2 separate regions of the Homo sapiens genome follow, and region 2 is linked to region 1. The links are chromatin loops, found by intact Hi-C in ENCODE. Cell type or tissue: mammary epithelial cell. All regions are shown on one strand. Region 1 has its middle 280 kb from the start of LINC02535. Region 2 has its middle 310 kb from the start of TBX18.

Region 1 (5,000 bases):
GTGGAGAAGAAAGCCCAAGGTTTCCTCCTGTCATTCTGATGAAATCATCTGCAACTCAACTCAGTCCCATGCTGGTATGAGTGCAAATAAATGTCACTGTGAAAAAAAAAAATTTCATCCCTCTGGTGAGCTAAAATTTTTCAGTTGTATGATTTTTTTGAAGCAAATTTCTACAATTGAGAGTTCTCTGAACTTGGAGGAGTGTGTTCTTTTTGCTTAGAAATTTTTCTGATGCTTTTTGAAGCTCACTGAAATTTTCTAAAACTTTATTTGTAAGATTCCAAACCTGGAATTACATGCAAAGTAATCCTAAATAAGGAATAAAAACTTGGGCTTATTTAAACCTATTTGTTTTGGAAGTAAATGAAGGGCACTTTTTATAAATGCAGTGTGTCTTCAAAATATGATTCCTAGTTTCTCTACAGAAGTCCTTCTTAAAGCTGTAGGCTTTTCTACTCCAGCTGTGAGACCAGGAAAGTTGCACCATCGCGATCTCACTGCCCCATCAAAGAGAAGTCCCAGAAGACAAATGGATTTCTTTCCTTGACAACAGCCGAGTCTGCCCTCATGCACACAGAACTGTTTTAAAAGTAAAAAATAAATGTTTATTGAGCTCTTTTGATGTCACAGAAGAATTTACCCACATTTTCTCATCTAATCTTCATAACAGTCCTATGAGGTTGATTTTATCCTCATTTTTACTGATTAAAAAAGCAAGTCTCAGAGAGATTAGGAATTTGAGGCAGAGTAAGGATTTGAACACAGATTTTCCAACTTTAGTCCTCTCTGACTCTACTATAATATGTTTTATATACTAGTTCCCTGCCTGTCAGGTCCAGATGATTCTAAACCCCGCCCCATTGATTAAGAAAACAATTAAGCTCAAATCTTATTTCCTTATCTATGTGGTTCCAGGCTCATCTTCCCAGAAACCCAACCATATTTAAATTATTGCCATGAACGAATGATAATCGCCATCCTCCAGCATTCTCCTTCAGTATTAACAGACTCACAGCAGAAAAGTGAATTTCTACAAGTCATATTTCTTAGTATTCTAAGTTCCCAGAGTTTTCTTCTGTGATAAAGAAGTAGATAGGATTACAAGAAATTCTTTACCCTTCATGGGGAACTTGAGTCCCCAAATTTCTTCCTGGGATTTTAGAAGAACAGCCCCAAGTTTTGAAATGATAAAAAAAAAAAAAAAAATAGAAATAACAGGCTGACTTGGGGAGGAGGGCAGAAAGGAAGAGACAGAGGCTATGTTTGTATCTACTCTTCAACTGGTTCACTATAGCACATTGTAATTCCCTCTTCCTTCCTCCCCATGCCTTGCTCCTGCTGGCTCCCCCTCCCCATACGCACACATCTCCAGATACATTCCATGGTGAGTTCTCCCAGCCCAGAGCAAAACAAATCAAGCAGAACCATATAATTTATTGCACCAAACTGGAATTACCCCCACCCACTTAAAAAATCTGGTTTCATTTCAGGGTAACAGCAGCTCAGCTCTGGCAGGGCTCAGTCAACGTGGGTGATCTGTGACATGTGGCAAAAATATAGAACTCATCAGATTTAATAAAACAAAGTTCCACACGCGATCGGAAGGCCTCTCTCAACAAAGGCCTGGAGGAGTTACTGCCGGCAGTCCCCAGCTTGCAGGAGAATCAACCCCCTCCGAGTCCAAAGCTCCCTCTTCACTCAAAAGTCATGAAAGACCAACAGGCTGTCCCAAGCAGAGGGTGGGGTTGAATGTGGGGGAGTAGAGAACAAATGCTGGTAGAACCAATGCAGTGGTATAGAGTGAGAGAAACCGGGGAGCAGCAGTCAGTGTGGCCACCATGGGGCTGGCGTCTTTCACATCTCTGGCTCTCAGGGTCTGTTTGCATTCCATTGCAGGCAAGAGGTGCCCTCTGCTGTCTACCGGCCACAGTGCACCAGGACATTGTCACTGCTGGTTCCCCAGGGGGAGTCCGAGAAGTGATCGGATGACTGGAAATCCCGCTTCTACTGGAGGGACACTGGACTGTGGTGCAGATGAGCCACTGCCAAAATCTTCCCAGGACAGCTGTGGAAACTCTGAATATCCATGCAGTGGAAGTACCTATTTTAGATAACTCAGTTTTAGAGGCAACCACCAGGAACCTGCGAGCAGTAGGCAAACTCTGAAACCCTCTTCAGAGTCTCACAGCTATCACTTCTTCCTCATAACACAATTACAGCAAGGTGGAGAGGGAGGCAGGGAGAGCCAGAGGCTTCCCAGCTGAGGAGAAACAGAAGATCACTCAGGACCTCGAAACTAAGCTGCCATTGAGACCCTTCTGCAATGGCTCTGCAGGTCCCACCCTCCACTTCTTGGCCCACGTACGCCACTGGTAACTATAATACTAGCATCAATTAATCAACTGCCACTATATCAAGCACCTTACCATGACTCTGAAAGGTGTTGTCTTTCCTGCTTTACAGATTAGGAAGTTAAATTCACGAAGAAGTAGAGTAACCTGCAAAAGACACAAAAATGCCAGAGCCAAGATTCAAACCCAGGTCAGTTTGGCTGCAATCTCCCCACTCTTTCTACCACACTACACTGTCTCATATGCTACTGAACGGTTGACTAAACCCTACTGTGGAAGGTCAGCCAACAAAAGCCTAACCTAGGTCCTATAAAAATGAAGTCAAGCACAGTGAAATAGGATGTCATTGTTGTAGGGGATGTTTTTTGCATGTGTTGTTGTAGCACTGTCACTTTTTCCTATTCTGATGACTTCTGCTCCACGGCTAAATATCCCAGGAAGTCCTGACTCAATCATGTCTATGGCAGCCAGCAAGCTTCACGTTGAGCAAAAACCATGGCAGAATTTTAAAAGACACCAGACTCACAGTTAGAGCCCTGTGTTATTATCTGCTGTGCATCTCACTAGCTCCAAAATCTTGGCCTGGTGAGTCAGTTTGAGTTCCAGCTTTCTTTATAATAAAATACATGTGCTATTTTAGTAAAAGTTTATATGGGGATTACATGAGATTACATATTTATATGCATATGTATGTACATATGTATGAAGGTTTATATTATATATACATATAAAATAGTCAGCTATGTGATATACTAAAGTTAGATATTGTGATGGTTAATACTGAGTGTCAACGTGATGGAATGGAAGGATACAAAGTATTGATCCTGGCTGGGTCTGTGAGGGTGTTGCCAAAGGAGATTAACATTTGAGTCAATGGGCTGGGAAAGGCAGATCCACCCTTAATCCTGGTGGGCATGACTAATCAGCTGCCAGAGAGACTAGAATATAAGCAGGCAGAAAAATGTGAAAAAAGAGACTGGCCTAGCCTCCCAGCCTACATCTTTCTCCTGTGATGGATGCTTCCTGCCCTCGAACATCAGACTCCAAGTTCTTCAGTTTTGGAACTCAGACTGGCTCTCCTTGCTCCTCAGCGTGCAGATGGCCTGTTGTAGGACCTTGTGATCATGTGAGTGAATACTTAATAAACTCCCCTTCATATATATACACATACATATATATACACACACATATATATATACATATATATACACATATATACATATATATACGTGTGTGTGTGTATATATATATATATATATTCCATTAGTTCTGTCCCTCTAGAGAACCCTGACTAATACAGAGCAAACAATGAAAAGAGATTACTTTAAGATTTTTAACATTTAAACTAAACTGATGACATGTTCAATGAATTACCATAAAGGAGGGGCAAATATTATGGTTCTTAAGGAATCCGTAATATTTGTGGCTTGTCTCTCACTTGGGGCATATACTATGGGGAGAAGATATGGCGGGAAGGCAGCTTCTGTAAGACAGCATATGCAATCACTGCTCCAGAGTTCCAGACCAGACTCCTGCTAGCAGCCAGAGCTCCCTGAAGACACCGGGTGGTTCTTCTTCGAGAGTGTTTCACCCTTTCAGCCCTGGATTCAAATCTGAGACTTAGAACAGGTTCCTTGCTGCCATCGTCCATGGTTCTGATCCACCTGGACACAAAAGCCAGGCTGTGTCGGAGACTGAGGAGGAATGAAGGGACCAACTGTCATGCTTCCCTGTAGCCTCATCTCTACTTGTTCCAGGTCCTGACTCCTGTTTGGGTTCCATGTCTTCTGTGACTCTCAGAACCCCAAAATATTATGTGCTGTCGACCGCCTACAATTCCTCACAATTGACTGCATGGACCAACACTTCTTATACTTACTGAAGAGACAGACATACTGCAAATTCAGTGTATTTAAGAATGTTGTGGAATACTCATGCCTCTCTCCTTCAGTGTTCTGATTTTTTTATTGAAAACTCTGTTTTAGTAAGACAGACTTTTCAAAGTGATCATTGGTATGTAACTCAAATCCCCCTGCCTTTTAAAAAATGATCCCAGCTACCCTATAATATGCACTGCTTCTTCTGACATTTTGTACCCATGACAATCTAAGGGTTACTGTCATCTCCCCACTCACCTTTTGCACACCTGTCTCCTCCCAGAACATCTGCTTGAAAATGGCCTTCCCATCAAAGAAGTTGCAGAAGCAAGAGTTTCAGTTTATCCCCTGCTAAATAATCCCTGTGACCTGAGTTGCTCAAGTGAATTTTAGCAACAGAGAAATTCAGTTAGAAGGATGAGTTGTCTTCATTCTACCAACAAGATTATACAAATTACTAAAGTTAACCCTGTATCCATACATTCCAATGAAAAAACAACACTTTAGCGAGTGTGGCATTTTTTTCTACACAATATGTATTGTCTTTAAAGATACGTTTCAATCTTATTTTCATTATCAGCTTCTAATACGTGTGAGTGTATGTGTATGTGTGTGTGTGTGTGTTTAATGACTACTATCGTGAGTCATTTTCAAGACAGCATTTTAGCTGAGTGGTTGAGAGCTTGTAAGCTGGTATCAGACCTGGTTCTAATTCAGCCTTGGTAAGTGACCAGCTGTTGACCTTGGGGTAAGTTACCCAATGCCTTTGAGC
Region 2 (5,000 bases), 50 kb before region 1:
CCACACCAAAAGCTAATTCCAGGAGTATTAGATACCTATTTATGAAATGCAAAACTGTGTTTTATAAGATAATATATAACAATATAGAAGATAATTTTTAAATATAGAAAAATAAAAGATTTTAGATGTCTTCATAACCTCATGGAATTTCTTAAAATATAAGAGTCATAAAAAAAGCGTTGATAAATTCAATTACATTAAAATCAAGAAAGTAGTTAATCATAAGACAAACTAAGCAAGTTAAAAAGTAATCCACAGAGTAGAAAAATACATTTCTAACTTCAATTAACAATAAAGGATTTGCATTCAAAACATATAAAGAACTTCTACAAGTCATTAGTAAAACAACCAACAAATAGAAAAATGAGCAAAGGACCTGAAAACACACTTCAAAACAGGAAACTGAAATGGCCAACAAATATTTGAAATGACTTTTAATTAATTTAGTAATCAAAAATGAGATATTTTATGACATTTTTGATAATGAGATAATAATCAAATATGAGATATATTTCACTGCTATCTGTTTAGAAAAAATTTAAAAATCTGACCACACCAAATATTAGCAAGAATATGTACCAATGGAGACTCTAATAATAAACTACTGATAGGGGATAAATTGTTATAAGCACTTTAAAAAAATAAGATTAAAAGGAAAGCTGAACATGCATATAATTTCTGAGCAATAATTCTCATAGATTTTACTGAGACATGCTTGAGGAAGTTCAGAGCATCGCTGAGTGTCAGAGAAAAAAAACAACCCACAATTATGTCTATCAACTGTATATTAGTCTGTTCTCATGCTGCTAATAAAGACATACCCAAGACTGGGTAATTTATAAAGGAAAGAGGTTTAATTAACCCACAGTTTCACATGGTTGGGGAGGCCTCACAATTATGGTGGAAGGTGAATGAGGAGCAAAGTCACATCTTACATGGCAGCAGCCTAGAAGAGCGTGTGCAGGGAAACTCCCCTTTATAAAACTATCAGATCTCAGGAGACTTAATATCATGAGAACAGCAAGGGAAAAACTGGCCCACATGATTCAGTTACCTCCCACTGGGTCCCTCCCATGACACATGGGAATTATGGGAGCTACAATTCAAGATAAGATTTAGGTGGTGACACAGCCAGACCATATCAAACAGTATAATATATTCATAAAATGGAATATTGTATAGCAATGAAAATGTACAAACTATAGCTATATGCATTAATATGAATGATACCAATGTAACAGTGAATGGAAACAAAGACTCACAGAAGAATGTACACAATAGAGGTTCATTTATTTAAACTTAAAAAATAATGCATTGCTTAGAAATATAAATATGAAAAAAAGCAAGAGAATGATTTACTCAAAGTTCAGGCTAGTATTACCTTTGATGGAAAGAAAAAAGAAGGGATTCAATAAACAAAGTTTTATAAGGACTGAAAATAATGTATTTCTTGGGATAAGTGGTGGGTGAATGAAAATTCATGTTATTAATCTTCCCCAGATTGTACATATTCTTCATGTGCACTTTTTTTATATATGATACGTCTCACAACATTTTTATATTACATTATGTACCACAGTAATTATATAAGCTATAATCTGGTCCTGTGGCCATGCAGAATAGACACCAAGCGGTTAAATAGCAAACACTGTGGTTTCATAGAAAGATATTTGAAGGTACAGCCCAAGAGATATACTTCAATCAACAACTTCAACAAAGTAGGAGAGAAACTTCCAGATGGTAGAAATTTTAGCAAAATTATTATTTTATCTATTTTTAAAGCTGTGGCTGTGTATAAAAATCCTGCCATTCCTAGGCATGTACACAGCACAAGGACAGGGCCCAGAGACAGTGGAGGATCTGGCAAGGGTTTGAGAGCAGCGTGGTGAAAGAAAGCGGTCTTCTTTTATATGCAAGCCTTGTAAGAATCTGCCTTCTGTGAGCAAATTAGAAGCAGAAGTTCTTTTCATTGTAGAAATACAGCTAGTGATGACACTTTAAAAGTACAAATTCTGAGCAACAGCAGCAGTGACAGTGAGAATTGCCACAATTAGGGTATTCATCTCATTATGATGATGTGGCTGTTCAGATGGTATGCAGAGCATCATGGGACACTGAAGATCAGAAACGCTGCAGAACAAGATGATGAAAGAAGAGGGTGGTTTGAACAAAACCCAGGCATGGACCATTCCCTTAATCACACCTGGCTAAGGGTTCTGATGGCTTAGGGACTAGGAATTGGAAACAATACCAGACACAGTTCTGCTGCATATCAGTATTGGTTTGTTAAGTATATTTTCTCATAAGTTTATGTTTGACTGTTTCATAAGCTACTGAGCTCATTCAGCAGCAAGAGTTCAGTTGATTTCAAACCCCTTTGTTATATTCATAAATTTCCTGGTAAAGAAATTTCTTCAGCAATCTCTATAGAAGTACTTAGATAGGGTGGAATATTTAGAATGAGGGCTGTAATTAGAATTATAGACCCCCAACTGAGGGCTATAATTAGAATTCTGGATGACAATAATGAAAAAGCAGCAGCCTCCTTTATAGAACAGTGCCAGACTCAAACTTCTTTCTACCTGGGCAGAGTTACATATTGTTACCTTAACAATTTTTTTCAATAGGCTCTGTCCCCAGGTAACAAATTACCTTCCCTTCGCTGTTCTTTCTGCTCCTCCACTAATCACCACTATAATCTGACAAACTTAAAATTTTGAAAGTGATTTAACTTTTAAACTCAGCTCTAGAGTTTTTTTTCTAGAAACAGAAACTTCCAGATGTAGATCATTTATTTAAATGACATATTCCTTTAAATTGATAGGGAGCCAACTCACAATCCCCAATAATGGAAACTAGGTACAGCAGACATAACCTAATTCCAATGATGATGAAAGAAGCTCATTTGCATTCTCTTTATCAAACTTTCACCAGAGTTACAGTATCTGAGAGAACTGGTTTAAGCTTCATCCTCTTTTATTTATCTTACCGTTTCTCTAGTGAGAGGACGAATGAGTCACCGGAGTCAGGCAATAGGGAAAGGAGATCCAGGGAGAAGAAAACCACATAATCCCTTAACTGGATAATCACCTCTGAGTCAATAAAGTTGAACATGCTTTCTCCTTGGTTTTAAGGCTAATTTAGAAACTGCATGTTTTTACTCTGAATGTGAATACCCAGGGTGACCAGATTTCCTACACCACCACCACTCCTGTCAGCAATATGTCTATCAGTGCAGCCTTCACTTCACCTTTGCACCTTCTTCTTTTCTTTTTCTCTTTTTCCTGTTCACCACCAGCTATCCTTCCTTCTTCCAGGGCCTCCTTTTCCTGAATTCTTTACTACAGCAGTAAACATGTAAGTTCCACAGGGGCTCCAAAGATTAGTTGAGGGCCCACAGGAATAAAAAGTGTCTTCAAGCTTCATTCACTCTGCCCACTACCCCCTGATGCCACAGAAGAGAGCTAACTTCCGTTGTGCACTAGCTATATGTCAGACATTGCTGGATGCCCTGCTTCCGTCCTCTACTCTCTCTTGCCTTCAGCAAAGTGCAGTATCCGTTTATGTTACCTATTTTACAGAGTCCTCAAATGGATTATGTTTTATTCTGTTACTGAGTAGCAGAGGCAAGATAGAGACACAAGCTTTTACTCTTTCTACCACAAAATGCTACCAGGCACAATATACAGTATCTCTTATTGTGTTCTTACTTTCAGTCTATAATTTGGTACTTATATTATGTTTCTCATATTAGTTCCCATTTAGAGAGGAAATTATTAAATTGTAGAACATTAAATTTTTAATTACAAAACTAAAGAGAAGGAAATTCTAGTCTGAGGATTTTAATGGGTACTGAAATCAATCTGGTTTCACTTAAAATACTTCAAGGGAATTTCAGAGAAATCGAAAGATCAAAACTGTTTTGTATTTACTTCTGGTTAAGAATGACAGCTTGTGGTACTATCTCTGTTCCCTTCAAAAATTCTACTAGAATACAGCAAGGAGAATTTTTTAAAAGTCATAAACCCACAGGACCAAGAGAATAGAAAAGAAAACAGAAGTAACAAAATTCTAAATTCTGGAAAGCAAATGAATGAGTGCAACAGACTTAGCATACCCAAGAAAGCAAACAGCTAAAACAGCAGTAGAGAAAGGCAAGAAAAAAACAGATTTATGTCACAAAAAACCCAAGAGACTCAGAAATTGACAACACCCAGGACTTTGGAAAATAGGGGTGAAGGTAGAACTAATAAAAGAAGGATTGATTGATAATCTGCATGAGATTTCCAAATACAGTAGTCTCCTCTTATCCCTGGTTTCACTTTCCACAGTTTCAGTTATCCACAGTAAACTGTGGTCTCAAAATATTGAAAGGAAAATTCCAGAAAGAAGCAATCCACAAGTTTTAAATTGCATGCTATTCTAAGCCCGGCACAATGGCTCATGCCTGTAATCCCAGCACTTTGGGAGGCCCAGATGGGCTGATCATGTGAGGTCAGGAGTTCAAGACTGATGGCAAAAACCCATCTCTACTAAAAAATACAAAAATTAGCTGGGTGTGATGGTGCACACCTGTAATCTCAGCTATTTGGGAGGCTGAAGCATGAGAATCGCTTGAACCCAGGAGGCAGAGGTTGCAGTGAGCCGAGATCACACCACTGCACTTCAGCCTGGGTGATGGAGTAAGACTCTGTCTCAAAAAAAAAAAAAAAAGAATGCATGCTGTTCTCAGTAGCGTGATGAAATCTTGCTCTGTCCCATCTAGGATGTGAATCCTCCCTCCATCCACCATATCTATGCTGTAAATGTTTCCCACATGTTAGTCACTTACTAGCCATCTTGGTCATCAAATTTACTGTCCCCTATCACAGTGCATGTGTTCAAGTAACCCTGATTTTACTTACTAATGGCCCCAAAGGACAAGAGTACTGTGCATAATTTCTAAATTAAACTTTCTGGTAGGTACGTATGTATAGGAAAAACATAGTAGATACAGGGCT

Evidence for each region. Peaks named below come from ENCODE experiments on the same cell type or tissue, not always from the same donor. Only the 100,000 strongest peaks of a DNase experiment are listed, where the experiment ranks them.
Region 2: it touches region 1 in a loop (2.6-fold over the local background); 2 of 110 quality-filtered maps call a loop at or near these places.

The regions. Positions count from the first base shown.
Region 1 is chr6:85,125,192-85,130,191 of GRCh38, forward strand. No RefSeq gene overlaps it. Among named protein-coding and RNA genes, the nearest start is that of LINC02535, 280 kb to the right of the region's middle. In mammary epithelial cell, a CTCF peak has its summit at 1,911 (motif pointing left); no DNase peak of the experiment used is centred here.
Region 2 is chr6:85,075,200-85,080,199 of GRCh38, forward strand. No RefSeq gene overlaps it. Among named protein-coding and RNA genes, the nearest start is that of TBX18, 310 kb to the left of the region's middle. In mammary epithelial cell, no CTCF peak of the experiment used is centred here; a DNase peak (open chromatin) is centred at 3,022.